Linked DNA regions of Homo sapiens: region 1 is linked to region 2. A link is an interaction called in ENCODE POLR2A ChIA-PET data of the cell type or tissue named here. Cell type or tissue: Panc1. All regions are shown on one strand. Each heading gives the region's core, and the rest is flanking DNA. Links, peaks and the distances in the headings are about the cores only.

Region 1 (16,009 bases), core at 5,917-13,916, 430 kb after region 2:
TTAGATGTTTCAAAAATATCCTCCTTTGGTTAGGTGGCATTCCAGCCCAAATCTGCAAATGTGTTTGATGTTGCTTCTGAATTAACTTTGAAGCCTGCATCTGTCAGGCAAAATGTGTTAGCAGGCATCAGCCAGAGAAAGGCCTATTGATTTTAGCAGCCGGTTGAACAGAGTTCACCTGCAGGGAAGTCACGGCCTGCTTGCCATGTGAAGGCTGGGCATACCCTGCCGTGGACTGGACTGTTTGGGAATCTTGCAAATTGAAATCTGTGTTTCATTTTCTTGAGTTGAGTCTTCCCAAGGTAGACTTGGTTGGCTTGTTTACATCCCTTTCCAAGGCTCGAGTCAAGTCACAGCGCGCCTCTCACGGAGGCAGCGTGGCCTGAAGGCCGCGTGGTTGGTTGGTTAGCACTGCCTTGGCATTGGGGTGCCCTTGGGACAGATGAACGCAGTGCAGTTTGAACACACTTGGGGCAGATGAACACAGTCAGGACTTTCTGGGTTTTTTTGGCTTTTTTTTTTTTCCACATGAAATCAAGACTCGTAGCCAAAAGATGATTGTAACCATCTGTCTGACTATATGTATTTTAAAACTTTACCAAACATTTATGCTCCGGAGTGGCCGCTTCCACATCAGCACATGAGAGTGGCAATTTGAAACTTGTTTTTTTGTGATTTTTTTTTTTCTTCCTTGTCTCTCTTTGGGTTTAGATTCCTTTCAAGGCTGGGCGTGGTGGCTCATGCCTGTAATCCCAGCACTTTGGGAGGCCGAGGCAGGCTGATCACAAGGTCAGGAGTTTGAGACCAGCCTGGCCAACATGGTGAAACCCCATCTCTACTAAAAATACAAAAATTAGCCAGGCGTGGTGGCGGGTGCCTGTAGTCCCAGCTACTTGGGAGGCTGAGGCAGGAGAATCGCTTGAACCTGGGAGGAGAAGGTTGCAGTGAGCCGAGATTGTGCCACTGCACTCCAGCCTATGCAATAGAGTGAGACTGTCTCAAAAATAATAATAATAAAAAAGATACATTCCTTTCAATCAGGAGAGAATTTTAGTCAGAAAGTCACTCAGGTGAAATGGAAATGCCAGCCTCTACCTTGAAGACCTTGACTTCAGTTAACAGCTTGTCTCTTGAGATGGTTTAATTTTCAACAAACTTGAATGCTTCACGATTTTTAAAAAATTGTTTCTAAGTGTTTATTTTTTATTTTTATTTATTATTATTTAGACCTCACTCTTTTGCCCAGGCTGGAGTGTAGTGGTGCGATCATAGCTCACCACAGCCTCCAACTCCTGGGCTCAAGCAGTCCTCCTACCTCAGCTTCCCAAGTAGCTGCGACTATGGGTGCGTGCCACCACAGCCAGCTAATTTTTTGTATTTTTAAAATTTTTTGTAGAGATGGAGGCTTGTCGTGTTGCTCAGGTTGGTCTCAAATTTCTGGCCTCAAGCGATCCTCCCACCTGGGCTTCCTAAAGTGCTGGGATTACAGGCATGAGTCACTACACGTGGCTGAAATGTTTCTAATTGTTTAATTGGACAACATCAGACAATTGGGTTATGTAGAAGATAGTGGGCATAAAGCACTAGAAGACAGTTAAAACATGAATTTATTTGGTGGATTGGTGGTGAAATCATGTGTCCTCAGCATATCGATGCTGATGCCGCCCTGCCTGGGTACCAGGCTCTGTGTTAGGCTCCAGGGATGCAGAATGACTCTGGCTTACAGGAATGGCTTGTTGAAAGACTGAGTAAATGAAAGGTCCCTAATTGATTAGTGAAGACAGACACAGGCAAACGATGAACAATAGCTCAGGGTGACAATGGGTGTGATAAAAATACATGGGAACACAAAGAAGGAGCGTCACAATGAGGAGGGGATGAGAGGGTCAGAAAATGATTCCTCACTGAGGTGCTATTAATAGTTGGCCTGAGTTTTGAGCATATGTAGAGGAATTTGGCCAAGAAGGAGGATAGCTGTCCTGGCAGCAGATCATCATGTGGAAAGACGGAAATATTGTGATGCATTGTTATTTAATATCCAACGCAGGACATTCTAGATGCCAGAACAAAGGTTGCATGCTGCTGGCTGGCAAGGCGGTCGAGAGCAATGGAGGAAGGAATGGCTCTGTGCAACTCAGTGAGCTTGAACGGACTCATGAAAGCTGTAGGGGATAACTTTAAGCATGCGTTTTGGGGAAGCGTCACTTGGTCACAGGGTGGTGGATGAGAAAGGAGGGGCTTCCAGTTAGGAGGGGTTACTGTGTGAGATACCGAGAGGTAGATGCTAAGTGTTTAACTGGGTTTGGGGGCCAAGTAAGCTGAATTTCTGTAGGATTACTGGATTACTCATTTGGGTAGGCTGTGGTGCCATTTGTCAAGTTGTCACTATGTGTGAAGTAACAGGTGTTTGGGGGAGGTTAGCCATGTCTGTTGAGCTTGAGCCAGTGGACCACTGAACATATGGATCTGTAACTTACAGCTGAAGTTGCACTCAAGATAAAGATTTAGGAAGTAAGTCACTGCCGTATTTAGCCGAGGTGTTTGAGAGAGAAGGAAACGGGGGGATGGTGAGTACGAAATAAATCTGGATAATGGATCTCACTTCTTAACAACTCTTCCCTTTAGCTGCCATAGCACAGACTTTAAATAACCCATTTCCCCAGTGCATTTCAAATTGTATCTTCTACATCCAGCTTTTCAGGACTACATGACGAAAAGCATTGTGGTTTTATTTTCATTAACAATAGCGATGATACATACCTCTGATTTCTGTAGCACATAGCGGTCATGTGGGGTAACAGAGGATCCCTTGTTGTTACTGATCAGAATCTTAGTCCCGGGGGAGTGAAGCAGTGCCAGGGGAGGTTCTTCAGGGCTGTGGACTTGGTGTCTTCTGACTTGACCAAACCATGCTGTTTAGATGAGTTATTTCTGCATTGGGATTGTGATATCCAACCTGGGTCCCTTGGTCTCTATAAGCATCCTGTATGAGGCCACTGAGTCACTTTAAGTTTTCTCAGTTATACTTGATTTTTTTTTTTTTTGAGACGGAGTCTTGCTCTGTCGCCCAGGTTGGAGTGCAGTGGCACTATCTTGGCTCACTGCAAGCTCCTCCTCCTGGGTTCATGCCATTCTCCTGCCTCAGCCTCCTGAGTAGCTGGGACTACGTAGTAGGCGCCCGCCACCACGCCCAGCTAATTTTTTTATATTTTTAGTAGAGATGGGGTTTCACCGTGTTAACGTGGTCTCGATCTCCTGACCTCGTGATCCGCCCGCCTCTGCCTCCCAAAGTGCTGGGATCACAGGTGTGAGCCGTCGCACCCGGCCTTTTTTTGGAGGTAGAGTCTTACTCTGTGGCCCAGGCTGGAGTGCAGTGGCGTGATCTCGGTTCACTGCAACCTCTGGCTCACTGCAACCTCCACCTCCCGATTCTTCTACCTCAGCATCCCCAGTAGCTGGGATTACAGGTGCCCGCCACCATGCCCAGCTAATTTTTTTTTTTAAATTGTAATAGAGATGGGGTTTTGCCATGTTGGCCAGGCTGGTCTCAAACTCCTGACCTCAAATGACCCACCTGCCTCAGCCTCCCAAAGTGCTGGGATTATAGGCGTGATCCACTGCACCCGGCCAGTTACACTTGATTAAAAAAAAATTATTGGCTGTATTTAAGATACACAACATGATATTTTGATATACATATGCATGCTGAAGTCAAATGATACTTGATTTTTTGGGGGTGTGAAATTTGACACTAGGTGTTATACCCTTAGGCCTTTTGAAAACCTTGACTTGGTAGATTTTAGATTGAAGAGATGAAGTGAGCTTCTCCAACATTTTTAAGCAATTTGTGCTGCAGCTGTTCCAAATTATTAAAATGGGCAAGGGAATGTATTTTGGGGGTGAGTTATGTGGAACTTTTCTGACAAGAAAATGTTTTTATGTGCTTCAAAATAGAATGTACTTCCTATTTCTGAAAAGCCATTAAACCGACCAGCTTATTTATTCTTGTGGAATTTGAAATCCAACATGAGGAAACCGGTACGTGGCCCCACCTCGTGTTTGGGAGCTGCATGTGTCCACAGTCTTAAACTGCATGGCATCATCATGGCCGTTTGTGGAGCGGTAACAATATCTTTTCATAGAGTGAGAAATGACGTGAGCCCATGGCAAATGTTGTCTCATAGACCTTAGGATTTCTTTTTTTTCTTTTCTTTTTTTTTTTTTTTTTTTTTTGAGATGGAGTCTCACTGTGTTGCCCGGGCTAGAGTGCAGTGCCATGATGGTTCACTGCAATCTCTGCTTCCTGGGTTCAAGCGATTCTCCTGCCTCAGCCTCCCGAGTAGCTGGGATTACAGGCATCCGCCACCACGCCTGGCTAATTTTGTATTTTTAGTAGAGACGGGGTTTCACCATGTTGGCCAGGCTGGTCTTGAACTCCTGACTTCAAGTAATCTGCTGGCCTTGGCCTCCCAAAGTGCTGGGATTACAGGTGTGAGCCACTGCACCCAGCCAGAATTTCTTACCACACTTTATCTTTGCTTCACTTGACACTTAACAAGCTAGCTCTTTCCCCACCTCCAGCTGCCATTTTTACTCACGTTACATGTTGAACTTTTCTTATTACTCAGTGAACCTCTTACACATGTAGCCTATACTTCAGTGACAAAGTCATCCATGCAAATTGAAGAGTGGGGTGGTAAGTTTAAGATGGGGGAGATAAGATGTCCTTGACTGTAATTATTTTTGCCAAAGAATGCTTGACATTTCAAATAATTTTTTTTGAGGTGGGGTCTCACTGTATTACCCAGGCTGGAGTGCAGTGGTCATGGCTCACTACAGCCTTGACCTCCCCAGGCTCAGGTGATCCTCCCACCTCAGCCTGCCGAGTAGCTGGGACTACAGGCATGCACTACCACACCCAGCTAATTTTCGTATTTTTAGTAGAGATGGGGTTTCGCCACATTGCCCAGGCTGGTCTCAAACTCCTGGGCTCAAGCCATCCTCCTGCCTTGGCTGGTCTCGAACTCCTGACCTCAGGTGATCCTCCTGCCTCAGCTTCCCAAAGTGCTGGGATTACAGGCCGGAGCCTCTGCGCGCGACCATAATTTGTCTTTCTTGAAATAAACGATTGGGAACTATGACTATGGTTGCCGGTGTTATTTTACATCCCTGTTTTAGCAGGTTCAGAAGTGCCATTTGTCATGTGCATGGACACAAACAGTAAAAACCCAGTAGTAAGTGAAGTCCTTCTGTGAGCTGAAGCCCTTCCCCCACTCCCTTTGGTGACCTGTTACGAAAATACTTCATTAGGGCTTGGGCTGCTGTATCACCTTTTGGTGATTGGATTAAGGGGGTAAAGACCCCGAGGGAAATCTCAGAGGAAGGAGCCTTTGTGGAAGTTAGTCAATGCAAGGTGAGGCCCTGAGCAGACCAGGACAGCACAGATGAAGGGAGTGGGTGGGTCGCCCTGGAGTTAATGAAAAGTGGAACACACGGGACAAGGAGACGTCAGCCATGGTGATGAGGTGATGAGGTGATGAGGCTGACAGAGCCCTGTGGGTGGATGGGTGATGGAGAAGGCATTCGCTGTAGATCCACAGTGTGGCACATTCTCAAAAATCCAGGGTTCCTGCCTTCACTCTGACTCACGGGCTCCGTGACCGTAGGGACAATATCTTATTGTCCCCTTGCCGGTTCCATTACCTGTCAGAAGAGGCAGGAGCAGTGACCTCTGCTGCCCATCACAGGGTTATGGAAGAGCAAATGAGTGGGTGTGCGAATGTGTAAACAATCCTTTTGGCCATAGGTACTAAATGGAGGTAGGTAGTCTAAGGGAGGCCTTTGAATTATTAATAAGTAAGTAATATTGGGCTGTTGTCTACTGAGTAATTTTTATACAATGAGGCAAAATTTTCTATAATCTTAAGAAATCAGGTTCTTTCTTTGTACCAGCCAGACACACATTTTACATATTCTTTCCTTTTTTGCTTTTCAAGGAAGAGATTTCAGATTATTGAGTTTTGGTTCCAATTAAATCTGGTCGTTTGATGTTCCTGTTGGTTTGTGGGAGTTCATTTGCTGAATTTACCGCCAGCCACAACATAATATCTTTATTAATTATTTAAACTCTGACATTACTGTCTCCCTGAAAATATCAGTGCCTTTTGTTCTCTCTTCCTGAATAGTCTATAGCTTGTCACCAGAACATTTTTATTTAATTTGGGTTCAAATTTGAAGGTGTGTATGCTGAAACTTTTTTTTTTCTTTTGAGATAGGGTCTCACTCTGTCAGGCTGGAGTGCGGTGGCACAATCTTGGTTCAATGCAACCTCTGCCTCCTGGGCTCAGGTGATCCTCCCACCTCAGCCTCCTGAGTAGCTGAGACCACATGTGTGCACCATCATACCTGGCTAACTTTTTAATGTATTTTTTGTAGAGACAGGGTTTTGACATTAGTGCCCAGGCTGGTTAACTCCTGGACTCAAGTGATCCTCCCGCCTCGGCCTCCCAAACTGCTGGGATTACGGGCATGAGCCATCAGGCCTGGCCTTTTTTTAAATTTAATTTTTTTTTTAAATTTTTTTAAAGAGACAAGGTTTCCACTTTGTTACCAAGGCTGGAGTGCAGTGATGCAATCACGGCTCACTGAAGCCTTGACCTCCTGGGCTCAAGCCATCCTCCCACCTCAGCCTCCCTAGTGGCTGGGAATACAGGCATGTGCTACCACACATGGGTAAATTTTTTTTTTTTTTTGAGAGAGAGGATCTCACTGTGTTGCCCAGGCCGGTCTTGAACTCCTGGGCTCAAGTGATCCTCCCAAAGTGTTGGGATAACAGGCGTGAGCCACCACACCCAACCTCTAAAACTTTTTATTTAAAGTTAAGGAGCATAATGTTTCTTGTTATTTCCTCTCAAGTCTGTGCTTGTTTTTAATCTCTCTTTATACTTAGAGATTAATGTATTCTATACAACACCATAATTCCCAGCATTACTTATTTTTTTTAATTTTTCTTTCTTTCTTTTTTTTTTTTTTTTTTAGAGACAGTCTCGCTCTGTCCCCCAGGCTGGAGTGCAGTGGCGTGATCTCAGCTCACTGCAAGCTCTGCCTCCCGGGTTCATGCCAATCTCCTGCCTCAGCCTCCTGAGTAGCTGGGACTACAGGCGCCTGCCACTACGCCCGGCTAATTTTTGTATTTTTAGTAGAGACGGGGTTTCACCCTGTTAGCCAGGATGGTCTCAATCTCCTGACCTCATGATCCACCCGCCTCAGCATCCCAGAGTGTTGGGATTACAGGCATGAGCCACTGCACCCGGCTCCTATTTTTTTCTTTATTAAACTAAAAAAAAAATTTTATTTTGGTAAAATGCATGAACAAAATGTATCACAGCCGTTGTTAATGCACAGTTCGATAGCGTTAAGTATATTTACGTTACCCTGCAGCAATCTCCAGAACTCTTCTCCTCTTGCAGAACTGAATCCATACTCATTAAACAACAGCTCCCCATTTCCCCCATCTCCAGCCCCTGGCAACCACCCTTCCACTTTCTGTCAATTTGATTATTCTGGATCCTCATATAAGTGGAATTGTACATTTCCACTTTCTCTATCAATTTGAGTATTCTGGATACCTCATACAAGTGGACTCGCACAGTGTTTATCTTTTTGTGACTGTCATAATTCACTTAGCATAATGTCTTAAGGGTTCATCCATGTTGTAGCAAGGGTCTGAATTTCCATCCCTTTCAGGGCTGAATAATTCCGTTGTATGGATGTGCCACATTTTTTGTATCTGTTCATTTATTGGCAGACACATGGGTTGCTTCTACCTTTTGGCTGTTGTTTACTGAATATTTTTTATACATGGTATAAAAAGTTTGAAAAAACATCCTTGAGTTAGTGGCAATATGCAAAAAAGAATAAGAAAGTGCTTGGAGGATGTGGGTTTAAGGAAAATCTTGAAAACAGCAGATGCCGGACATGTTATGAACATATGTATCTTAGTTTTCTCTTGTTTAGAGTACGAAATATGGTCTAAACCATAGGTTTAGAAATTTTTGTAGAGTATGAATTTTTTCTTTTCAGAATATGAATCACAAAACGAGAAGGACCACAGCAGTAGCACCTACATTCTTACAGAGTCATGTTGGAATATAGCCATGTACCATTAAATGTATGATCTTAGCCAGGCATGGTGGCTCATGCCTGTAATGCCAGCACTTTGGGAGGCTGATGCAAGCAGGCCAGATGAAGCCAGGAGTTTGAGAGCAGCCTGGCTAATGTGGTGAAACCCCATTCGTCTCTACTAAAAATACAAAAATTAGCCAGGTGTGGTTGTGGGCGCCTGTAATCCCAGCTACTCGGGAGGCTGAGGCAGGAGAATTGCTTTAACCCGGGAGGCGGAGGCTGCAGTAAGCTGAGATTGCACCACTGCACGGCAGCCTGGGCAACGGAGCGAGACTCTGTCTCAAAAATAAATAAATGCATGATTGATCTTTAAAAATCAGGAGCAGCTGTTTAAGTGCTCTTTCTCTACCCAACAAGCAGAAAGGGTCCTGACCATTTTTTGAGGAATTTGGGGAGTTCAACTCATGGTTCAGTTTAAAGCTATAAAGTAGATCATGGGGCATGAAAGATCGTCACACATCTGAGGCAGGCAGCTTCTAGGGTGCACGTAACTTTTATTTATTACTTACCTTAAAAGGTGAAAGGTTTTAAACATACTGAAATACAAATCTTTTTGGAAAAGAATTTTTTTTTTTCACTTGATGTGATATATGGTGTGTAAAATGAAAAGCAAAATAAAAGCCTGGCTTGGTATCTTCTGTTACGTTAACCACGCATTCAGACGACCTTTTACCTGAAAACACTTTTCAATACCCCCTGACATAGTGGCCCTTGGAGGAAAAGCCTTTCATTCCACAGGAGATTTGGCGCTTCCTTCCAACACAGCCACGGGGGTGGCGCATGGCAAGGCTGAGAAAGAACCAGTGTAGTGAGGCCAAGCAGATTGGAGAACAGCGGAAGCTTAGGAGCCTGGGGTGGTTTCATTGTAGATTAGAAGATAGAGTCTTCCTCACTTGCTGTGGGCATCGCTTTTATGGGCGGAGAGCCTGAATGAGTCCCAGAATCCTCAAGAAAAGATGAAATCAGGTTCCTAACCTGGGTAAAGAACCCACGAGCACATGCTGTACCCTTCAGAAGCTTCTCATCAAAACGGGAACAATCAAGGCTTTCTTGCCTAAAGCAGCAACAGTCTGTTATTAATATTTATGCAGAATTTTAAAAATATATTTTTAAGTAGAGATGGGGTCTTCCTATATTGCCCAGGCTGGTCTTGAACTCCTTGGCTCAGGCAGTTCTCCCACCTTGGCCTCCAAAAGTGCTGGGATTATAGTCATGACCCACCGTAGCTGGCCGGGATTTTAAATTTATTGACAATGTGTAGTAATGAGGGACCATATTTTTTTCATGGTAACTCACTAGGCTGACTGACAGATGAAGCATGCATTTTATTGTAAGAGTCAGATACAAAGATCAATATTATTGTAGGAAAAGTGTGCAACCACCAGAGCTGTGCTGGTCATTGGCCATGATTAACATCTTCTATAACTAAACCAGCTGGATGGTTTTGGTCTTTCACTCTCGAACCGTGTGCTTTTTGAGGCCATCTGGTAAAGTGTTCTGTTTCACAGCATGCCCGATTATCTTTTCTTCTGAAAGATGGTGACTCAGAATTGATTGGTGGCAGTAGTGTGGGGTGGCAGGGACTCGGCTTAGCAGAGGAGAGTATCCCGATGCCTTTTGTGAGCTGCGTGACCATCAGCAAGGATGCCACATAATTCTGCAGAGTCTGTGGGCTGCCTCCCCAGGGAGCGTCCGCTGTTAAGAGTCCTTTCTCAGCCGGGCACAGTGGTTCATATCTGTAATCCCAGCACTTTGGGAGGCTGAGGTGGGTGGATCACCTGAGGTCAGGAGTTTGAGGCCAGCCTGGCCAAAATATATGAAATCCCGTCTCTAGTAGAAATGCAAAAATTAGGTGGGCGTAGGGGCACACACCTGTTATCCCAGCTACTTGGGAAGCTGAGACAGGAGAATCGCTTGAACACGGGAGGCGAAGGTTGCAGTGAGCCGAGATTGTGCCACTGTTCTCCAGCCTGGATGACAGAGCGAGACTCAGTCTCAAAAAAAAAAAAAAGTATTTCTCTTCTAAAGCACTGCTGATTCTGGTGGAAGAGGACCTGTGGACATTGATTTCTGGGTTGCATATGTTGTCTCTAGTTGCCACAGCTACTACATTGTCATTCTGAAACATTTAAAAACTATTTCACTGGACAAGGTGTGGTGTGAATTACTGTAAAAAGTCAAGCATGAGACCATTTTGGATGTTGCGTCTTCACCTTTGCTAACAGGCTTAATGCCACTTTGTCTTCTACCTTCATTCAAAGCCCATGTCATCCACACTGTCAGAACGAGCAGTATCTTAAAAGGATGCTCTATGGCTAGTGAGGTTCCCCAACCAGGAGGAGGAATATGGTTTAAAAAACATGATCATTCTTTTGAAGAAAGCTGTGTAAGAAGTTTTAATAATGGTTTTATAAGTAAATCAGTGCCTTAAGAAAGAAAGGCTCATCTTAGAATTTTACAGCAACCATACAAACGTGTCATGAATGGGGCATGCAAAATGATATGGGCATATCATTTTTTAAAAGGTGTGTTAATGATGGGTGAATATCCTAATAATAAATTAATTAAATTTAATAATAAGCTTAATGCCCATGACTGTGGCTTTCACCCTCTGCTTGCAACTGAGGAAGAGGATTGGTGTGTGCTCAGTTGAGCCCGCCGTGTTGATGGTTGGCAGTGTTGACTGTTGCTTGTCAGCTTCCTCTGACCTACCTGGCTGCATAAAGAGTGACAGTCCTGTCACAGTAGGGAAAAAAATAAGAATGTATTTCACAGTAAAAATGAACATTTTTGATACTTAGCAGAAAAAAGAAAATAATGTAAACAACTATCAAAAAGGTAGAAAACAAACATGGCATTTTAAACAAAGTAGTGGAAGGGGCCAGGCACTCACAGCCTCAAGTATTGTCTGCCTGCTCCCTCACCTCTGCAGATGTTAGATAGAAGGAGGCACTGGAGTGTCTGTGGTCCAGGCACTGATGGAGGATGGAGGCATCCCAAGGAGTAGGACACTTTTTTTTTTCCAACTTCCATCTTTTTTTTTCTGGCCAAATCTTCCCCATAGTGCTCCGACAGGACAAAATGGGTTTTCTAGAGAGTTGATGTTTCCAAGGACCTGAACATTTACTCATAAAAGCACCAGATCTTTTTTTTCTAATTAAGGTGAAATTCATTTAACATAAAATTAACCATTTTGAAGTGTACAACTCAGTGGCATTTAGTACATTCACAATGCTGTACAACCAACAACTCTGTTTCAGTATGCTTTCTGCTGCCAAAACAGGATACCACACACTGGGTAATTTATAAGGAGCAAAAGTTTACTTGGCTTATGGTTCTGGAGACTGGCCAGTCCAAGAGCATGGCGCTGGCATCTGGTGGGACCCTCTTGCTGTGTCATGGCCTGAGGCATCACATGATGAGAAAGCTTGAGTGTGAGACAGAGAGAATGCATGTCGAACTTACTCTTTTATTAAGAGCCCACTCTGCAATAACTAACTCACTCCTGCAATAATGGCATTAATCCATTATGAGAGCAGAGCCCCATGACATAATCAGCTCTTACCTTTGTAATCACCTTCCTAATACTGTTACAATGGCAATTAAATTTCAACACAAGTTTAGGAGGGGACAAACATTCAAACCATACAACCTGTATCTTAGTTCTACAATATTTTTATCACCTTAGGTGGAAACCCTGTACCAGTGAAGCAGTCATTCCCCTCTCCTGCCACTGTCTGCTTTTAGCAACCACCCATCTTGCTGTTTCTATGGACTTAACCTATTCTGGATATGTGAACTTTTGTGTCTGGCTTAATATGTCTCCAAGGCTCATTCACATTGTAGCATGGATCAGCACTTTATTCCTTTTTGTGGCTAAGTAATATTACATGGTGTGGGTATGCCACATCCATTCATCTGATGATGGGCCCTTGGCATTGTTTCCACCTTTGGCTGTTGTGAATGGTGCTTCTGTGAACATGTGTGTACAAGTGTTTGAGTATTTTCTTTCGCTTCTTTTTGATATGTATCTAGGAGTGGAATCGCTGGGTCATATGGTAATATCTTTTATGTTTTTAACCTTTTTTTAAATCTTTTGCTTCATATTATTTCCAAAACACATTCCAGGTTGAGTAACCCTTATCCAGAATGCTTGGGACCTGAAGTGTTTTGGACTTCTGATATTTTCTCTGATTTAGAAGTATCTGCATTATACTTACCAGTTGGGCATCCCTCATCAGAAAATCTGAAATCTGAAATGCCCCCATGAACATTTCTTTTCAGCATCATGTTGGTGCTCAAAAAGCTTCAGATTTTACAGCATTTCAGATTTTGGTTTTCGGATTAGTGATACTCAACCTGTATGGACTTATTTGCATTTGAAAAGTTATACTGAACAAAACAATACTTTGCTTGATGTTCCTGGCTGATACTATGAATATAAAATATTACAAATTGCTATAATATGGTATAGATGCTCTCAGGATGTTTGGACTTTCTGTCTAGTTTTCTTGTTTTTTGTTACCCTCCGCCAACCCCCCTGGGTGTATGCATCCCTGGTGTCTTTTTGTGTGTTCAAATTTCCTCTTCTAACAAAGACACCAGTCAGATTGGATTAGGGCCCACCCTAATGGCCTCATTTTAAGTTAGTCACTTATTTAAAGCCCCTATCTCCAAGCATAGTAACATTCTTAAGTACTTGGGATTAGGGCTTCAGCATGTGAATTTGGGGAGAAGGCATGAATCAGCCCTTAACAGCCCATAAAGCCCTAGACACACTGTACGAGCTTTGTAAAAGTTGGTTGGTGGTTAGTGGTTGATGGTGGTTGCAGGACTCTCTGCTCCCACCCCTGTCTGACTGACTTCCCTAGTTGTGTCTGAGCCTGGAAGCCAGGTAATCAGAGTTAGTATTTCCTGTAAAAGTAGAAGTGAATAGTTATGTCCACATGGAGAGGCCTAAGGCATTAAGCTTTGGTAACTCTGTAGCCTCTATTTATTTATTTATTTTCCTTCTTTCTTTCTTTCTTTTCTTTTCTTTTCTTTCTTTCTTTCTTTCTTTCTTTCTGTCTTTCTTTTCTTTCTTTTTCCTTTCTTTCCTTTCTTTTTCTTTTGTGTTGTGTTCTGTTCTTTTCTTTTTCTTCCCTTTCTTTCCTTTCTTCCTCTCTTTCCCTTTCTTTCCTTTCTTCCTCTCTTTCCCTTTCTTTCCTTCTTTCTTTTCTTCTTTCTTTCTTTCCTTCTTTCTTTCTCTCTCTCTCTCTCTCGCACGCTCGCTCTTTCTCTTTCTCGCTCTCTCTCTGTTCTTTCTTTTTTTTTTTTTTTTTGACAGAGTCTCGCTCTGTCGCCCAGGTTGGAGTGCAGTGGCGCAATCTTGGCTCACTGCAACCTCCACCTCCCAGGTTCAAGAGATTCTCCTGCCTCAGCCTCCCGAGTAGCTGGGATTACAGGTGTGTGCCACCGGGCCTGGCTAATTTTTTGTATTTTTAGTAGAGACGGGGTTTCACTCTGTTAGCCAGGGTGGTCTTGGTCTCCTGATCTTGAGATCCTCGCACCTCGGCCCCCCAAAATGCTGGGATTACAGTCGTGAGCCACTGCGCTCGGTCTGATACCTAGCATTTTCGAAATGGTCACGTTATCTTTTAAAAGCTGTAGCTAACTCTGCATAGCATAAAATTTGCCATTTTGACTATTTTGAAGTGTACAATTCAGTCATATTAGGTACATTCACAGACCTAGCACTTTGGGAGGCCAAGGAGGGAGGATCACTCAAAACCAGGAGTTCGAGACTAGCCTGGGTAACAAAGCAAGACCATGTCTCTACAAAAAAAATTAAAAATAAAAATAAATAATAATAAGGACATTCACAATGTTCTGCATCCACAAGTACCAACCACTTCCATAACTTTTTTTGAGATGGAATCTCACTCTGTCGCCCAGGCTGGAGTGCAGTAGCACTATCTCGGGTCACTGCAACCTCTGGCTCCTGGGTTCAAGTGATTCTCCTTTCCCAGCCTCCTGTGTAGGGATTACAGGCAGGCATCACCATGCCTGGCTAATTTTTGTATTTTTAGTAGAGATGGGGTTTCACCATGTTGGCCAGGCTGGCCTTGAACTCCTGACCTCAGGTGATCTGCCCGCCTCAGCCTCTGGAAGTGCTGGGATTACAGGCATGAGCCACCAGGCCCGGCCCACTTCCAGAACTTCCCCATCACCCTAAATAGAAACTCTGCACCCATTAAATTGTAAATGTCCTTCTCCCCCAACCCCTGGCTACCTCTCTTCTCCTTTCTGTCCCGTCACTTTTTAACCATGCTGTTTCACAGTAGCCATTTAATGAGACAGGAGACTGGACCTGGCCAGTCCTTTGCCCATGGGAAGGGATTAAGATTGGTGAGGTCAGCGGGGAGCAGGGATCTGGGCCTGGGGAGCAGGGACTGGGCCTGGGCCGCCTCACCATCTTCCTTCTCTTGTTTCCCTTTCACTGCCATCCCTCTTTGAAATGGCTTCATTCATTTGTCCAGAATATCAAGATTTGGTACCCAGAAAGGCAGGGACAGTGTGCACCCGGGAGACAGAAGACGTCTTTCCCCCTGGCGCACACTCGGTGGGTTTTGTTGGAGCTCATCCAGTGGCCTGGGTTAGAAGTGACGCATCCCTGTCTCACTCTGTGCTTGCAGACCTACATCGGCTCCATCCTGGCCTCCGTGAACCCCTACCAGCCCATCGCCGGGCTGTACGAGCCTGCCACCATGGAGCAGTACAGCCGGCGCCACCTGGGCGAGCTGCCCCCGCACATCTTCGCCATCGCCAACGAGTGCTACCGCTGCCTGTGGAAGCGCCACGACAACCAGTGCATCCTCATCAGGTAACGGGGCTCACAGCCAGTCGGACTTTCCCATGGCCCAGGAGTCCCTCCGCGCACCCCCAACCCCAGCCTCCTTAGGGCATTAACCAGAGGAAGCTTTTACAACCGCCTGAGTTTCTCCGACAGAGTTTTCTGTTTTGAATGGCATGGTAACTTCAGCTTTCAGAAGGAGCTTACTTAGCAAAGCAGATGGACCATGTTGCTTGGCTCTTGTCCTCAGAATAATTATTCCATTCTGTTCCTTTTTTTTTTTTTTTTTTTTAAAGCAACATTTATTTGCCTTAATTATTCTTTGATTTATTTCAATGATGAGGCATGGTCCTTCTATCTGTTTAAGGAAATCTTGCATAGTTCTTTCAAATTTAAATGTTTTATATAGCCTACAGTGCTACTCACAAGGCTTATGTATGTGAACAAGGTTTCTTTTTTCTCTACTGCAATAAAATAACTCTAGATAGAATCTCCCAAATTTAGGAATTTTTAATAATAGGGTGCTCTTAAAGTTAATTAGCCACAGAAGAGGGGCTTACTGTGTGTATGTTAAGGGCATGTTTATTTCAATATTTTTTTTTAGTGGGTGAGAAGGCACTTGGCATGTCTATTTTAGCTGAGTCGTACTCGCTTTTACAAAGAAACTATTAGGAGCCCCAATATCAGCTCCTTTATTACTAGAAACTGTCTAAAAAAGTAGTAGAATTTCTTTTTTTTTTTTTTGAGTTGGAGTTTCGCTCTTGTTGCCCAGGCTGGAGTGCAATGGTGCGATCTCAGCTCACTGCAACCTCCGCCTCCTGGGTTCAAGTGATTCTCCTGCCTCAGCCTCCCGAGTAGCTGGGATTACAGGCATGCGTCGCCACCACCCCAGCTAATTTTGCATTTTTAGTAGAGACGGAGTTTCTCTGTGTTGGTCAGGCTGGTCTTAAACTCCCGACCTCAGGTGATCCGCCTGCCTCAGCATCCCAAAGT
Region 2 (16,009 bases), core at 2,869-10,868:
GGTTTTATGTTTCCAACTTAAGATCAAAATCACAAGAGTTTTATCTTTTTGTTTAGTAGGTACCCTAACAAAATACCTTAGATTGGGTAATTTATAAAGAATCAATACTTACTTCTCACAGTTCTGTAGGTTGGGAAGTCCAAGATCAAAGACAAAAGGGGACTAGGGCACTCCCTTCAACTTTTTTATTTTCCAAAATATATGGAATGCTTCACAAATTTGCACTGTCATTCTTGCATAGCAGCCATGTTCATCTCTATATGGTTCCAATTTTAGTATATGTGCTGATGAAGTGGGCACATTATTTCTCTTTTTTTAAAGAGTCAGAACCTCACTCTGTTTTTTATTTTATTATTTTATTTTACTTTATTTTATTGAGAGGAGTCTCACTCTGTCACCCAGGCTGAAGTGCAATGGCGCAATCTCAGCTCACTTCAACCTCTGCCTCCCAGATTCAAGTGATTCTCCTGCCTCAGCCTCCTGAGGAGCTGCAATCACAGGTGCCCGCCACCACGCCCAGCTAATTTTTGTATTTTTCAGTAGAGACAGGATTTCACCATGTTGGCCAGGCTGGTTTCAAACTTCTGACCTCAGGTGATCTGCCTACATCGGCCTACCAAAGTGCTGGGATTACAGGCGTGAGCCACCATGCCCGGCCAGAGCCTCACTCTGTTGCCCAGGATGGAGTGCAGTGGCATGATCACGGCTCACCCCAGCTTCAAACTCCTGGGCTCCAACCTGTTATTTATTTATTTATTTATTTATTTATTTATTTATCTTTATTTTTATTTTTTTCCCAACATGTTCTATAAGAGCACTAATCCCATTAGTGAAGGTGGAATAATCATGACCTCGACATTTCCCAAAAGGCCCCAGCTCTTACTTAATACCATCACACTGGGCATTAGGTTCCAACGTAGGAATTTTGGTGGAACACATATATTCAAACCATAGCATAGGGTCACTTTAAAATTACATCTCTATAAACAGTTCTGACTACAAAACTAGACAAATGAAAAGAAGCAACACCTCCATGCTACCAGGATAAAATTTCCAAAGACCTCATTACAACGGTTACCAGCAAAGAGGATTTTGAATTAGTACAAATTCACAGATTTTGGGGGTAATCTGGACTAAAAGAGTTCTACTTCACTAATTTAAGCCTGTGTTTTCAAATGAAGGGCAGTATCACATGCAAATACAACACATATATCCAAATTCCTAACTGGGTCCTAACTAGGATCAGCTTTACTTTGCAAGGCTCTAGAACAAAGATAACCAAAGTTGTATTACAAGATTGACAGCCTAGGGTATTTAAACACATCCTGACATTGACACCAAGACCCCAGGGTGAGTGTGGGGTCAACGGTTATAACCAAAAATATGGCCTTCTGTTCCATGTACTAACACACTGATCTGTTTTATTTAGATACTGAGTTTAGTAACCTCAAGAATTATTTACCGTAGTGAATAGGGAGAATTTCCACATTTGCCAAGGCTTTCTTTACGAAAGAGCTGGGCCGGGTGCAGTGGCTCACACCTGTAATCCCCGCACTTTGGGAGGCTGAGGCGGGCGGATCACAAGGTCAGGAGATCGAGACCATCCTGGCTAACATGGTGAAACCCCGTCTCTACTGAAAATACAAAAAATTAGCCAGATATGGTGGCGGGCACCTGTAGTCCCAGCTACTCAGGAGGCTGAGGCAGGAGAATCACTTGAACCCGGGAGGCAGAGGTTGCAGTGAGCTGAGATCATGCCACTGCACTCCAGCCTGGGTGACAGAGCGAGACTCCATCTCAAAAAAGAAAAAAAAAACAGCTGAAGACAGGATGTAAGATTTAGTCAAGTGTTGATTGATATCAAGTAAGGAAGGGAATTGTGTGGTTTTATTCCCCAGCTATTGGATGAACTAAACTGAGCTGACTTCTTACAGGGCTAACATGAGCAAGCACTGAACCAACTGTCCTTTCCTACCCGTTGATCAGACAGCTGGGAAGTCCTCTTGAAGGGAAAGATATTAAAATTTACTGAAGATAACCAAAGTTGAACGGAAAACAGATGATTAATAACTGACACTCAAAAAGAACATTCCACACATTCTTTGAAAACGCATGGAGTCATATCAATATTTAAATACAGTTCACTATGAGTCATGTTTAAATAGTCATATAATTGATGCCATACATCAGATATTTATCAGAAAGCATGAACCATTCGTGGTGCTGGAAAAGAAGATGACAAACTAGGGAAGAGATGGCAGGAGATGAAGGGGAAAAGTAGGTCAGGTTCAGATTTGGAATGAATGCGGTGATGCCTCAGTACATTCAGATGAGACTATCTGGGGATCAGGCGAGCATTTTTATCCCAGCTTCCATGGTTTCCACAGAGCACTTGCATCAAATGCTAGACACACAATACTAAAGGTTTCTCCTCACTGTTCTGAAGCTTGACGTTAGTCTCCATTAACACTTAACTACAGGTTTCATCAAATAGACGTCAAATTATTTCCAAGATAAACATCAGTAGGTGTTAGTTGAAAGGGAGGGGAGGGAGACTCAGCTTCTTCTGTTTCTTTTAAGTTTTATTTTGGTTTCGATAAAAAAAAAACTCAGATAGCCAGCTACGTAGAATGAATTGACTGAACAGTGACCACTTTTCCTGCATAAGACAGCTGAGATGAGGAAGACAACCAAATGAATCTGGAAGATTTCAAAGAAAATGTCCAGTGCTGTACTGAAAAAAAGAGGGTAGTTTAAATAGAAAAAATATATTAATAGAAAGGCACCGAGACAAACAAGTCACAAACCAAATAAAGTGTCAATAGGAGTGCCAATCAAACTGTGTATATCCATCCAAAAGAGAGAAGGCCACTGAGAACAAGAATCCCCCAAATAAGCATTTATGTAATTAAACAGCCTCTTAACATACGTTGTGTTTCATACATGCTTGGCGAACACTGAGAACTACAGGTAATCTTACTTTAGAAAGCAATGTCAGGGGGCCGGACACAGTGGCTCATGCCTGTAATCCCAGCACTTTGGGAGGCCGACGTGGGTGGATCACTTGAGGTGAGGAATTCAAGACAAGCCTGGCCAACATGGTGAAACACTGTCTCTACTAAAAATTCAAAAATTAGCCAGGCATGGTGGTGCATGCCTGTAGTCCCAGCTACTCGGGAGGTGGAGGCAGGAGATTCACTTGAACCCAAGAGGTGGAGGTTACAGTGAGCCACTGCACTACAGCCTGAGTGGCAGAGCGAGACTCCATCACGGAAAAAAAAAAAAAAAAGCAATGTCAGGGGACACTCACCTAGCAAGAACCAGATTATAGAACCTGTTTAAGCATCTTATTTCCAGAGACCTGTAATGTGTGCAAGCTCAACTATAGATTTAGGCAATTTTCTTTCTTCAAAATGAGCCATACCGAAGTCACTAATGTTAAGAACAGGTTCTCAGTCTGTGCTTTAATCCAGAAAAGCATTCTGGGTGAGCTCAGTGAGAGTTCTTTGGGTCCTTCATTAGATAGCCTTATCACCTTTCTTTCTTTTTTTTGTTTTGTTTTGTTTTGAGACGGAGTCTCGCTGTGTCGCCCAGGCTGGAGTGCAGTGGTGCGATCTCGGCTCACTGCAAGCTCCGCCTCCCGGGTTCACGCCATTCTCCTGCCTCAGCCTCCCAAGTAGCTGGGACTACAGGCGCCCACCACCACGCCCAGCTAATTTTTTGTATTTTTAGTAGAGACAGGTTTTCACGTGTTAGCCAGGATGGTCTGGATCTCCTAACCTCGTGATCCGCCCACCTCGACCTCCCAAAGTGCTGCAATTACAGGCGTGAGCCACCATGCCCAGCCACCTTATCACCTTTCTTTACAATACCTCCATCAAGAATTCTTGGTTGTTTACTACCCGGTGGGCTGGTAGATTTCATTAGCTTTCAAAGTATACAGAAAAATCTCAGCTTTTGAAAATTCCAGAGGAATGACACAGTAGCGCAAGCAGCTTTTTAAATATACAGAATTTTGTTTTATTTACATCGACTGCCTATTAAGAATTTTTTTCTGAAGATTAGAAGATACCAAGAAAAGTACTAAAAACATTTTTTTCCCTTAAGATATGGGTCTAGTTAAGAGTGCATTGCTCACCATATTTGAACCACTCAGCTTTCAGATATCAGGGTCTTCATATCTTTAATTCCTATTATTAAAATATTTCTGGGTTTTTATTTCCAACAATAACATGAAAAATAAACTCTTAGGACCTGCTCTCAGGATATATTCAGTAGCCATCTAACTACACAGGAGAGGATATGAACAAACAGTGAACATTTTATCAATCAGGAAACTAGCTCTCGGCCGAGCGCGGTGGCTCACGCCTGTAATCCCAGCACTTTGGGAGGCAGAGGCAGGCGGATCACCTAAGGTCAGGAGTTTGAGACCAGCCTGACCAACAAGGCGAAACCCCGTCTCTACTAAAAATACAAAAAATTAGCCAGGCATGGTGGCAGGTGCCTGTAATCCCAGCTACTCCAGAGGCTGAGGCAGGAGAATTGCTTGAACCCGGGAGGCAGAGGCCACAGTGAGCCGAGATCACGCCATTACACTCCAGCCTGGGCAACAAGAGTGAAACTCCATCCCAAAAAAAAGAAAAGAAACTCGCTCTCTGGATAACCTGCCCAAGATCCCTACAAATGTAAATACTGGTTTAAATACGTGTAATAAGAAATCATTTTTGCTTTTCTCCCCCAAGGTAGAATAGTCTTAAAGACTAAACGCAAGGGTGGGGGTGTCCAATCTTTTGGCTTCCCTGGGCCACACTGGAAGAATTGTCTTGGGCCACACATAAAATACGCTAACAATAGCTAATGAGCTAAAAAAGAAAAAAAAAAGTCTCATGTTTTAAGAAAGTTTGCAAACTGGTGTTGGGCCACATTCAAAGCAGTCCTGGGCAGAGAACTGGACAAGCTTGGACTAAAGCAGTGATTCATAAAGAGCAATTACTCTGGGCCAAGTAGTGTCTGAAGGTCTAGGAAAACAAAAATCAGGCAGAGTTCCTACATCCAAGGAATCTCCCTGTGGGGTCATGGGAAACAATCATCAATTTCAGATGGTGGTTAGTATAAATCAAGCTGGAGGATGAAGGCTGGAGGAATGATAAAATACTAGTTACCAATCCTGTCTTTCATTTGTTGACAGATTTCATTTTAAAAAACATCATGGTCAAGAGTCCCAGCTACCTTGGTAAGCTATTTGCAACTCAGGAGTCAAGAGAAAGGAGCACTTTTGAGCAAAAGTAACGTCGACATCTGAATAGGGATGTAAGGAAATGTAATTCATATGAAAAAACATAAAGAGCAGGCCAGGCGTGGTGGCTCACGCCTGTAATCCTAGCACTTTGGGAGGCCGAGGTGGGCTGATCATGAGGTCATGAGATCGAGACCATCCTGGCTAACACGGTGAAACCCCGTCTCTACTAAAAATACAAAAAAAATTAGCCCGGCCTGGTGGCGGGCACCTGTAATCCCAGCTACTCGGGAGGCTGAGGCAGGAGAATGGCGTGAACCTGGGAGATGAAGCTTTCAGTGAGCCAAGATCGCACCACTGCACTCCAGCCTGGGTGACAGAGTGAGACTCAGTCTCAAAAAAAAAAAAAAGAAAAACATAAATAGCAGACGGGAGCAACAGCAATTCTTCCTGTTTCTCAAGCTGAGTGGCCCATCTTAATGCAGTTAGCCTGTCAGGTGAGAGCCCCAGCAGAAGACACTTCCCCAAGGAGTCTGACAGTAACTACAAACACTGTGTTCAAGAGCTAAAGCATATTCTTACTGTGTTTTAAGAACTAGCTACTCTTGGAAATCTTTTCCTTCAGTTTCTAATCCCCAAATGCCTGCTTTTTAATGGAAATTTAAGATGTGTAAATCTCTTTTCTATCTAGTGATTAAGACCTTTAAACTAAATGTAATCGATGCTGAATTCTTCCATATTCTCTACAGTGATATTCACATAAAACTCTTTAAATAATAGCCAATTGAATATCTCACTGGAATATCTCACATGGCTTAGTCAGGCAAAAGAGGTGGATCTAGGGACAGATTGAAGAAAAAGAATATAATTGATCGGAGTAGTAAACTTAATGACTATCTGCTGTTTATATCTCTACCCCATGTATCTACGGACCAACATTTGCTTCGCTGTAATTACTGATTTCCTTGTTTGCCTTCACCCACTGTAAGCTACTTAAAGGAGATGCGTCTCCCAACTCCATCAATAAACAAACATCAATTCTGCAATATTTTAGTGTGGTTTGTATGTTCCCACGTCACATTCACATGGTAGAAAAACCTCATGTCAGCTGTTCATTTGTATACAAAAAAACAAGTTTGCAACATATTCTTGGCATTTTGAAATCACTTGAACCACTTTTAGGAAGTTTTATCTGAGAACTACATGAACAAATGCCACTGATGTTTCATTTAAAGAACAAATTCATCACAAAAGCAATTATTTGTACCTTTTAACTATATAATTTTTTTTTTTACTTACGGCTTCAAATGTGTAAGTGTATATCTTGCTCATCCAATCCAATAACATATTTATAGAGCAGGAATAGAATAATCTTCATACAGTTGAAGTATGATGTGTGCCTACAATAGCAGAAGACTGAGATACACACAGACATTTCCTGAAGTCGAGAAATGGTAGACTCTAAACATCTACCAATCACTCCTTGGGCTTGTTTGTATTTTCCAGTATTGTTTTTTGTTTGTTTTGTTTGTTTGTTTGTTTTTGAGACTGAGTCTCACTCTGTCGTGCAGGCTGGAGTGCAGTGGCGCGATCTCAACTCACTACAACCTCCACCTCCTGGGTTGAAGCAATTCTACTGCCTCAGCCTCCCCAGTAGCTGAGACAACAGGCGTGTGCCACCACGCCCAGCTAATTTTTTTGTATTTTTAGTAGAGATGGGGTTTCACTATGTTAGCCAGGCTGGTATAGAACTCCTGAACTCAGGCAATCTGTCCGCCTCGGCCTCCCAAAGTGCTGGCATTACAGGCGTGAGCCACTGCGCCCGGCCTGTATTTTCCAGTTTTGAAACCAAAATGACACCATCACCATCACTAGCAAATCATATCAGAATGTTGAAAAAAAAAAAACAAAGAAAAGAAAATATCATCTACTTGGAAACACACATCAAAAGGCGTATCAGTCACCTAATTACTCATCTGTGTCATAAATTGCTCCTCAACCATCGATACCATGTCATTCCAGCTAAGTACACAACCCACAAGATGAGCCAAGGCTTCCAAACAAAACATACAGTAGGTCTGTGAGAAACCAGGAGGCAGTATGGTGCACTAGAGACTCGAAACATTAAGATAAAAAATTAATTGCAAACTGCCCTTCCCATTCTACTACCTGATTTAAATAACACTGACATGGCCTTCTGGACTAGATGACCCACAGCCAGCTCCTTCAGATCTTACCCAGGGAGTATCAGCTGTATGTTAGGGGAGGAACACAAAGAAGGGGAAGGAGATATAGGAGTTTCAGCTGAAGAGGATGCCACTGGCCAATTCATGAGCTGAATTCATTTAAAATGAGACAATCTTCAGACCAAGTATTGATTTAATAAAGTGCCAAGTGTTTATGGCATAGATTATAGAGATGGTATGAGAATATCTTATATTTCAACCCAGCTCACAGGTATAGACAATAAAGACGCCTACCATCACCTCAACTACAACTATAGTTTTAATATGCAAACCAGAAGCCTATGAAAATAAAAATTTTGCAAATAAAGGATCAACATCCAGAAATGTTTTGGAATGAGTAAATTGTATTGCTAGAACTAGACATGCTTACTGGAATCTTGCATTATTATTTAACTACAGATTACTTTAGAAATCAATTTCATACCATTGTGAAAAGCTACAAACTTTTTTATTTAATAAGAATTCCATCAATAAGAATCAGCAAAAGAAAACTAGACATTGATCTGATGAGAGATCTCAAGATGGACACAAAAATATTTCTAATAATCCTAGTTAAAACTAAGTCCGATGGCTGTCTCATGTCTCAGAAATGAGACAGCAGAAGGTGAATGTTGACCATCTAAGAGGTATGTGACATGGAAGAGGAGGGGGAGTAAATCACAAATGATGTCTTAGTTGTGCCCCACCTCCTCCTCCAAAAAAAAAAGAAAAAGAAAAATCCACGGTGATGTTTGCCAAAGGTTCGTTACAAGCTGGTTCCTGGATGTGAAAGTAAAGGACAGCGTTCTGAAATGTGCCTTATTTGCACAGCATGATGTCACATGACCATGAAACATGCCCTTCCACGTATCCAGCCCTTTACTGGACCACAGGTTCGGTTAGGTGCTAGAAACTGACATCCAAAGATGAACAAAGCAAGGTCCTAACCTCGTAGAACTCACGATGCAGAGTAAGTAGTCACAGCGCAGAATTAGAGCTAAATTCGTTTTTACTTCATTAGGTTTATAATTGACTAATGTGTAAAGATTTCAAGCCACCTGCTTTTCTAGGGACCTGATGTTCGCAGCTTCACAAAGGCTGTTACTAAAATGCATTCAGTTAAGTTGTTCAATAATGATTGATCCAAAGCAGACCAAAAGCATTCAATAACCTGGAAGGACAGACGAGGAGTGTAACCACAATCATCCTCAGCTTTCACTCATCGTGTTGTGTTTCTGAAAGGTTCCCACAATGTAATACTATTTGTCTCCCTCAAATAATACACAGCTTCATTTTTCATTTCGGACTCTACCTTGGGAGGACACTCAGATGCATGAGCCATCAGTACTCATTACTTGTAATGTCTCAGGGCTTTAGAACAACTACTGCTAAGGTTATTGCCTGGAAACAGAATAATTACTGTAATTGGAGTTCATCAGCTATTCATCTTCATAGTAAGCACAACTGATGAGGTGAAATTTTGGCCCATTTATGGAAGTCATCTCAGCTGCCAAAGGCGATGTTCAGAAGACACGTGCTCTCCATGAACATAATGTACTGTAGACAACCTTCAACACTGAACAGACATGGGGTGCTTGGTATGGATCAGAAATTGTTATAGGGCACTGTTATGGGTCCACAAAACAGACACATCCCTGCCTCCTGGATGTTTTAATCTAGAGGAGCAGAGACGTTACATAATCTCATCAATTCTGGCAAATGCAGGGACAAAAATGCCCAGTGCCAGGAGGTGTGGGAACATCTTTGCAAGAGTGACATTTAAGCTGAGATCTGAACTAGGAGTAACTTCAACAGTGGGGAAAAGAATATTCCAGGCAGAAAAAGCAGTAGGCATGAGCTTGGAGCCCTGGGAGACCTGGGAGCCTGTTGGTATGGCTGAAGAGGGTGGGTGAGAGAGTGTGTAGGAACGGAGGTAAGAGACGAAAATAGAAGGTGAACATGCTGAGAGCCGGTGTTTTATTCCAGGTTTAATGGAGAGTTAGGCCTAAAATCTTAAGCAGAGGAATGTCATGCTTGGATTTAGGAGAGTATTAGGGCAGTGATCCAGGAGAGAATAGAAGCTTCCACTAGATTAATGGCTTCAAGTAGAGGGAAATGGACATATGTGAGTTTCACTACCCAGGAAGGAGGCCATATGGGGAATTCCAGGAGACAAGCCTAGTTTTCTGGCATGATTGGAAGAAGGTGCTATCTACCAGGAAAGTGAGTGCTAAAGGTCCTCACTGACATTGCATTGAAAATAGACACTGCATAAATTTTAAGAGTTAAAATTTTTAAATTCTACAATAACTTACATCCTATGTTTTATGTAGAAAACAATTCAGTGAAAGTTGTTATAAAAGACATTAAACAGCATCGTTTCAATTATTTTTAAGACCAGTGGTTTGTTTATCTAGTGTAGTAAAATTAAATTGTTAATTCTCAATTTCACTGGGGATTCATGAGGCAATATTTGTATTGCCAGAGTTAACGTAATGTGACCTTAAATTTGAGCCAGGAAAGCAATAACTGAATTACTTGACAGGGTACGCCTAAAAGTCGTAAACTGTTTTAAAAAGACCCTCTCGGGCTGGGCGCAGTGGCCTGTAATCCCAGCACTTTGGGAGGCCAAGGCGGGTGGATCATTTGAGGTCAGGAGTTGGAGACCAGCCTGGCCAACATGACGAAACCCCATCTCCCCTAAAACAAAAGACAAAAATTAGCCAGGCATGGTGGCACACACCTGTAATCCCACCTACTTGGGAGGCTGAGGCAGGAGAATCGCTTGAACTCGGGAGGCGGAGGTTGCAGTGAGATGAGATCACACCACTGCAGCCTGCATCACAGAGCGAGCCCCTGTCTCAAAAAATAAAATAAAATGAAATAATAATAAAAAGGACCCTCTCAAAAGGGTTAAGTGTAGACTTACCCACACCCACACTTGTTGAGAATGCCCCTCAAAAGAATCCCTGTAAGTATCACTACTTGTTTTATTGCTTGGAAAGGCCCCAAAATTCATTAGCCTTGGTTTCTATAGTCATGGAGGATTTCCATGATTCCCGACACACACTTCCCTTTCCTCGGTGTCCCACTGATTCATAAACTTTCTGTCAAAACCCCCACCACTCTTCCTGCACTTGCTTCTATTCAAGCCCCTGCCTTCTGTCTTCAACCCCAAGTCTCTATCCAGTAAAATCTGTTCCACCGTTAAGAGTCTGTCTAATGAATCCCTAAAAGAAAGCACAGATGCTAGAATAGGATTTTAAAGTGGCCTAGGCATCTGGTCAACTCTTCTGTCTAGAACAAGAAGGGCTCTCTACCATTGCCACTCTGGGTAGGAGATTTTAAAATGAGCTTCCCCAGGATCATTCCATTCTGATTTAGAAAACTCAAGTCTGGGCCAGGTGCGGTAGCTCATGCCTGTAATCCCAGCACTTTGGAGTTCAAGACCAGCCTGGCCAAGATGGTGAAACCCTATCTCTACTAAAAATACAAAAAAATTAGCTGGGCGTGGTGGCACACGCCTATAATCCCAGCTACTTGGGAGGCTGAGGCAGAGAACTGCTTGAACCCGGGAGGCAGAGGTTGCAGTGAGCCAAGATAGTGCCACTGCACTCCAGCCTGGGTGACAGAGCAAGACTCCATCAAAAAAAAAAAAAAAAAAACCCAATCCTACCAACATGTTGATCTTGGACTTCCAGCCTGCAGAACTATGAAAAAATATATTTTTGTTAAGTTATCCCATCTGTTATTTTGTTATGGCAGCCTGAGTAGACACAGGAGGAGAGCATTGGTGCCTCTCCAACTTGTGTTAATGCGGGTGCATCTTCCCAGCCTCTCCCAGACTTCCCTTCCTCTTCTCCTGCTCTGGGCTTTCGTCCCCTGAACACAAAGTGAGGAGGGAACAGAGGGGCTCAGAAACAATAGGTCATTGACTGCTGACCTAGAACAATGCAGTTTTGCTTCCTGTATTGTACTTACCAAAAATTCTGCCCACATAAGGGGAATTTGAACACTTCTTGGAGCAGAAACCAAGGGCTTTCTTTCCCCTCCCCTCAGCCAGGAGCAAGGCTGCACAATTACTATGCTCAAACGTCCCCAAGTACAGCCATTTCTTCCTTTTCGGAAGGGTTTTCAAACCTTATTTAACAAGACATGCCACTGCTCACAGGTGCCTTTTCCTCTCTCAAGCCTGGAACTGTGTAATTAGCTAGGGAAGTAGTTAAATGTGTTATCAGAATCAGATTTAAGTGGAAATGTGTCCCCAGCCAGTTAAACCTCACACTAACCACAGTGCACGTTAGTGTCCTCAAACATTTGATTCTATCTGTGGATGCTTTCTCTACCTGGTAAACTATGCAAACAACTGCTAACAGGTCAGGGCTTGCTGGTTTGCCACGCTGTGTGATATCCTAAGAGTTTTGTTTTTTTTTTAATAGGTATACATCTCTGAATTCTCACCCCCTTCCAACAGGAAGCACACTCAACTCAAAACTGGCTTGGGTTTCTTCCACTCCCCTTAGAAACAGCAGTAACATTTTTTGCAGCATTACATCATTCTGGACTTCTTTGCCCTTTTTCTGAGATTCCTGGCTAGCTCACTGAAGAAAAGACAAAGAATCCCGCTTTAGTCGTATGCTTAGCCAATGCGGATCAATACAGAAATGAGACTCACAGGTAGGAACTACGGATCTAAAGAAAGCAAGTTAAAGGAATAGTGTTTGTACGTGTGTCCCAATCTGCCAACTGGTCCCTCTATCCATCACTTCCTTCTCCCCTTAACGTGGCAGTATTTGTTGCTGGAAACAAGGATATGGTCAAAGAATACATTGCTAGTCACAGCATTAAATTTCAACAAGGTGATTTGATTTAAGCAAGAAGGGCTAATTAACACGGGTTTGGGGTGAGGTGGAGAGATATGAAGCTTGTTGGCTTTTAAATTCACTTCTTTGTTAAATTCACTTTTAAGTTAAATTCCCTGCATTTAAGAGTTAGTTAAGTTAAACATAACAACTTAGAAATATTCATAGGACTCCTTTCCCATTAAGAATTCATTTCATTTAACACTACAGTTCTTACCGTAGTGGAACCATGTTACCATTCCATTGGATAGTTACCTCTCTCTGCATTGTGGTCAGTTGAGTTCTCTTACGATGACCCCCTGTACCTGTCCACCCAGAAAACTTTGGTACAGATGAAATCAAAGCCCAGGCTCTCTGTCTGGATGGCAGAAATAAATCCAGTTACAATAGAAAAGTAGAGGTGAATGGAATAAGCCACTTATGTCCTGTTTTTGTCTCTTCTACCAATGAAAGGATAACCAAACCTTCAATGAGACTTTCCATCAGTCAATCATCGGGTCAGATGAGGAAAACTAGTAACATGCAGCTGTGAGTCAGAAAAAGAAACACATACCTGGGAAGCATTATCAATCTTGTCTTAACAACCTTCTGGAGAACATTGGTACAAACACTTGTTACTATCTGCCTGAAAACCAAACATTTGAAAATTCTGGAACCAGGTTTCTAAAGTCCAGTTGGGTGAGCCTTGGGAAATATGAGCTTGGGTTCTCAACAACAGATCACCAGGGCTACTGAGCAAAACCCAGTGCCACAATAAACCTCCTGTCAATAGGGTGGCATTCACCCTGTTTACCTGAGGTTGGGTGATTATGAGAAGCCTTTGGAGGCACTGTCATCACCAATTGTTAATCGAGATTCTTTCTTCCTTAGAAAAATGAGTTATTGGCCGGGCATGGTGGCTCACGCCTGTAATCCCAGCACTTTGGGAGGCCAAGGAGAGCAGATCACTTGAGGTTAGGAGTTTGTGACCAGCCTGGCCAATATAGTGAAACCCCATCTCTACTAAAAAATACAAAAAAATTAGCCGGGCATAGTGGCGGCACCTGTAGGCCCAGCTACTTTGGAGGCTGGGGCAAAAGAATTGCTTGAACCTGGGAGGCGGAGGTTGCAGTGAGCCGAGATCGTGCCACTGCACTCCAGCCTGGGCGACACGGCGAGACTCTGTCAAAAAAAATATTGTATATATATATATATATAAAAATTAGTCAAGCTTGGTGGCGTACACCTGTAGTCCCAGCTACTAGGGAGGCTGAGGCACGAGAATTGCTTGAACCCAGGAGGCAGAGGTTGTGGTGAGCAGAAATTGCGCCACTGCACTCCAGCCTGGGCGACAGAGTGAGACTGTCTAAAAAGAAAAAAGGACGGGTGCGGTGGCTCACACCTGTAATCCTAGCACTTTGGGAGGCCAAGACAGGTGGATCACGAAGTCAGGAGTTCAAGACCAGCCTGACCAACATGGTGAAACCTTGTCTCTACTAAAAATACGAAAAAATTAGCTGGGCATGGTGGCGGGTGCCAGTAATCCCAGCTACTCGGGAGGCTGAGGCAGGAGAATCGCTTGAACCCAGGAGGCTGAGGTTGCAGTGAGCTGAGATTGCGCCACTGCACTCCAGCCTGGGCGACAGAGCAAAACGAAAAAAAGAAAAAAAAAAAAAAGAAAAATGAGTTATTCAGAGAAGATTCCAGGACACTTTATCTAATCACAGTAATAATGGCTATAGTAAATACCCAGGTGATCATCTAACCTCACCCTGCCTTCTGGGTGCATTGCAGAATTAAGGAGTGGGAAGTCACTCCAGAACTCTCTGCCTGTCCATCTAAAGTCAATCTGATTTCTCTACATTTTCCTTTTCTCCAATCATCTTACACCTAAGGCAAATACAGACACTGTGATCCTCTAATGAAATAGCTGAGAACATTAGTAAGGGTTAAAGACAGCAAATATTCCTACAGCCTCTACAGTTTCCAAGGCAAGCTCAGAGAAGGACAGGAGACCATCCTATGAAGACCCAATAACTCCGAGGAAACCTTTCTTCTCTGTCTCTTTAAGAAACAGCTAGTTCTCTCTGTCAGTGGATACTGTTTTCCCCCTTTTGATACACTATTTCCCCCATTAGATCTTGTTACTATTTACCTTGGTTATTGTATTAGTCTACGTGGTAATGGTGTTTTGAATAGACTGTCAAAGGAAAAATGAAGTGGGTCTTTTCAAAGTCACTTTGCCATGCAATTCAGGAAATTTGTAATTTAGAAAGCTCAACCAGGAAAAGTTTTTATCTAACAGCTATTTCTTCATAAACTTAAAAAAGAAGTATTTTTCTCTAATAGAACCACAGCTTTTCTTTAAAAAGACAAAGAAGTTTTAATTTTGGTTTATTTTAGGAATATATCCATTTCTGAATCTACGTAAGTGTAATAATTAAAAGCATTATGAAAATAAAAGTTACCTATTAATTGTGGGTTTCTCTGGAAAATGTAAATTCAAACCTGCTCTTATTGACCTCAATATGTCATTTTAAATGTGAAATTAAAATTGTGTCTCATCAAAAACTAAACTTATCACAGATTATCCAAACACAAATGCACACAGTTTACATTTACCAACATCAGTTTCAAACATCCCAATAGTATGCTTTAGAAAGTGTTTTAGCATCTTAAGCACTTATGTTCCATATTTTAAGGACTACTTCAGAATCTAACAGATTTTTTAAATCCTCTAAATCACCCCAAATACTATAAATGGTAATTTTAAATAAAAAAGATTAAACATCCCGTTGTATGCAGCTCTCAAACCAATAAGCCAGATAACGCTAGAAATCGGCATAAAAGCTCTCCATCCACCACCTGCCACGACAACGTGCACACTGGATCTGCCAAGAGGGCCCCGAGCATTTCAGGGGTGGGTGGGATGCCTGACTGCTCCGCTTGCTCTATAGCCCCCAAATAAGTCTAAAGCCAGCTGGCGTTCTTTTCAAACACATACCCACCATCGCCAGCTTCCCAGCCCCCAACCACTGTGCATTTTGGGAGAAAAACAAGGATTTAACTTAAATTTTAGAAAAACTAAAGTTTAGTTTTATGAAGAAAGTTATTTCAGTGCATGCCATATACTTTTTGGCATATAAAGGAAACCACGTGCACATAATGTAAGAAGCAGAAAGGAGTAAGTTGAGGGGAAGATGGCCTGTGGATGAAGTGGCAGCAGGTAGTGACTGCACCGTCCCCCTGGGGCATGTGTGGTGTATTAAAAGGCCGAAGAGGTCTCCTCTGGGGGAGATCATGAGACGGATATAGGATCCAGACTGGTTTTTTTTTTAATGGTTCTAGGGTACAAAAAAAAATGGTAGAAAAAAAAGTTTTACGTTGCAGACAGTGAGTAAGAGTGACTCAATTAGACATTCTCTGCTTCTCTCTCAGAAGAGAGGGGCAGCAGGAGTGAGGCTTTATGGGGAAATAACCTGGGTTTCCACGCAGCCCATAAGCAGCTCGTGGGACTCTGAGCAACCCACTAACTTCTCTAAGATTATTTTGAGTTCCAAAATGAGTGTTTAGTCATGAGCTTTTAAACCTTCTGCTCCAAGGAAAGTACTTACAAAGGACTGAGGTTTCGATAGTGGTTAAAAGCAGCCACTGGCTTTCTGTAAGTGGATCCTGCGTGGACGCGGAACAAAACAGATTGACCAATT

What was found. Peaks named below come from ENCODE experiments on the same cell type or tissue, not always from the same donor. Only the 100,000 strongest peaks of a DNase experiment are listed, where the experiment ranks them.
Region 1: POLR2A ChIA-PET joins it to region 2 with 5 read pairs; 1 of 35 experiments calls an interaction of 5 or more read pairs at or near these places.

Annotation. Positions count from the first base shown.
Region 1 is chr5:16,793,683-16,809,691 of GRCh38, reverse strand. MYO10 (myosin X) reads left to right here. Exons shown (of 41, transcript NM_012334.3): 4 at 14,859-15,046. Among named protein-coding and RNA genes, the nearest start is that of MYO10, 130 kb to the left of the region's middle. RefSeq lists enhancers at 1-318, 2,802-3,302, 3,303-3,803, 14,411-14,938, 14,939-15,466. In Panc1, for the core only: no CTCF peak of the experiment used is centred there; no DNase peak of the experiment used is centred there; H3K27ac peaks cover 864 bases.
Region 2 is chr5:17,224,902-17,240,910 of GRCh38, reverse strand. The region is part of intron 1 of BASP1 (brain abundant membrane attached signal protein 1); the gene reads right to left. It also overlaps the pseudogene RNU6-1003P. Among named protein-coding and RNA genes, the nearest start is that of BASP1, 15 kb to the right of the region's middle. RefSeq lists enhancers at 11,631-11,710, 12,831-13,331. In Panc1, for the core only: no CTCF peak of the experiment used is centred there; no DNase peak of the experiment used is centred there; H3K27ac peaks cover 2,603 bases.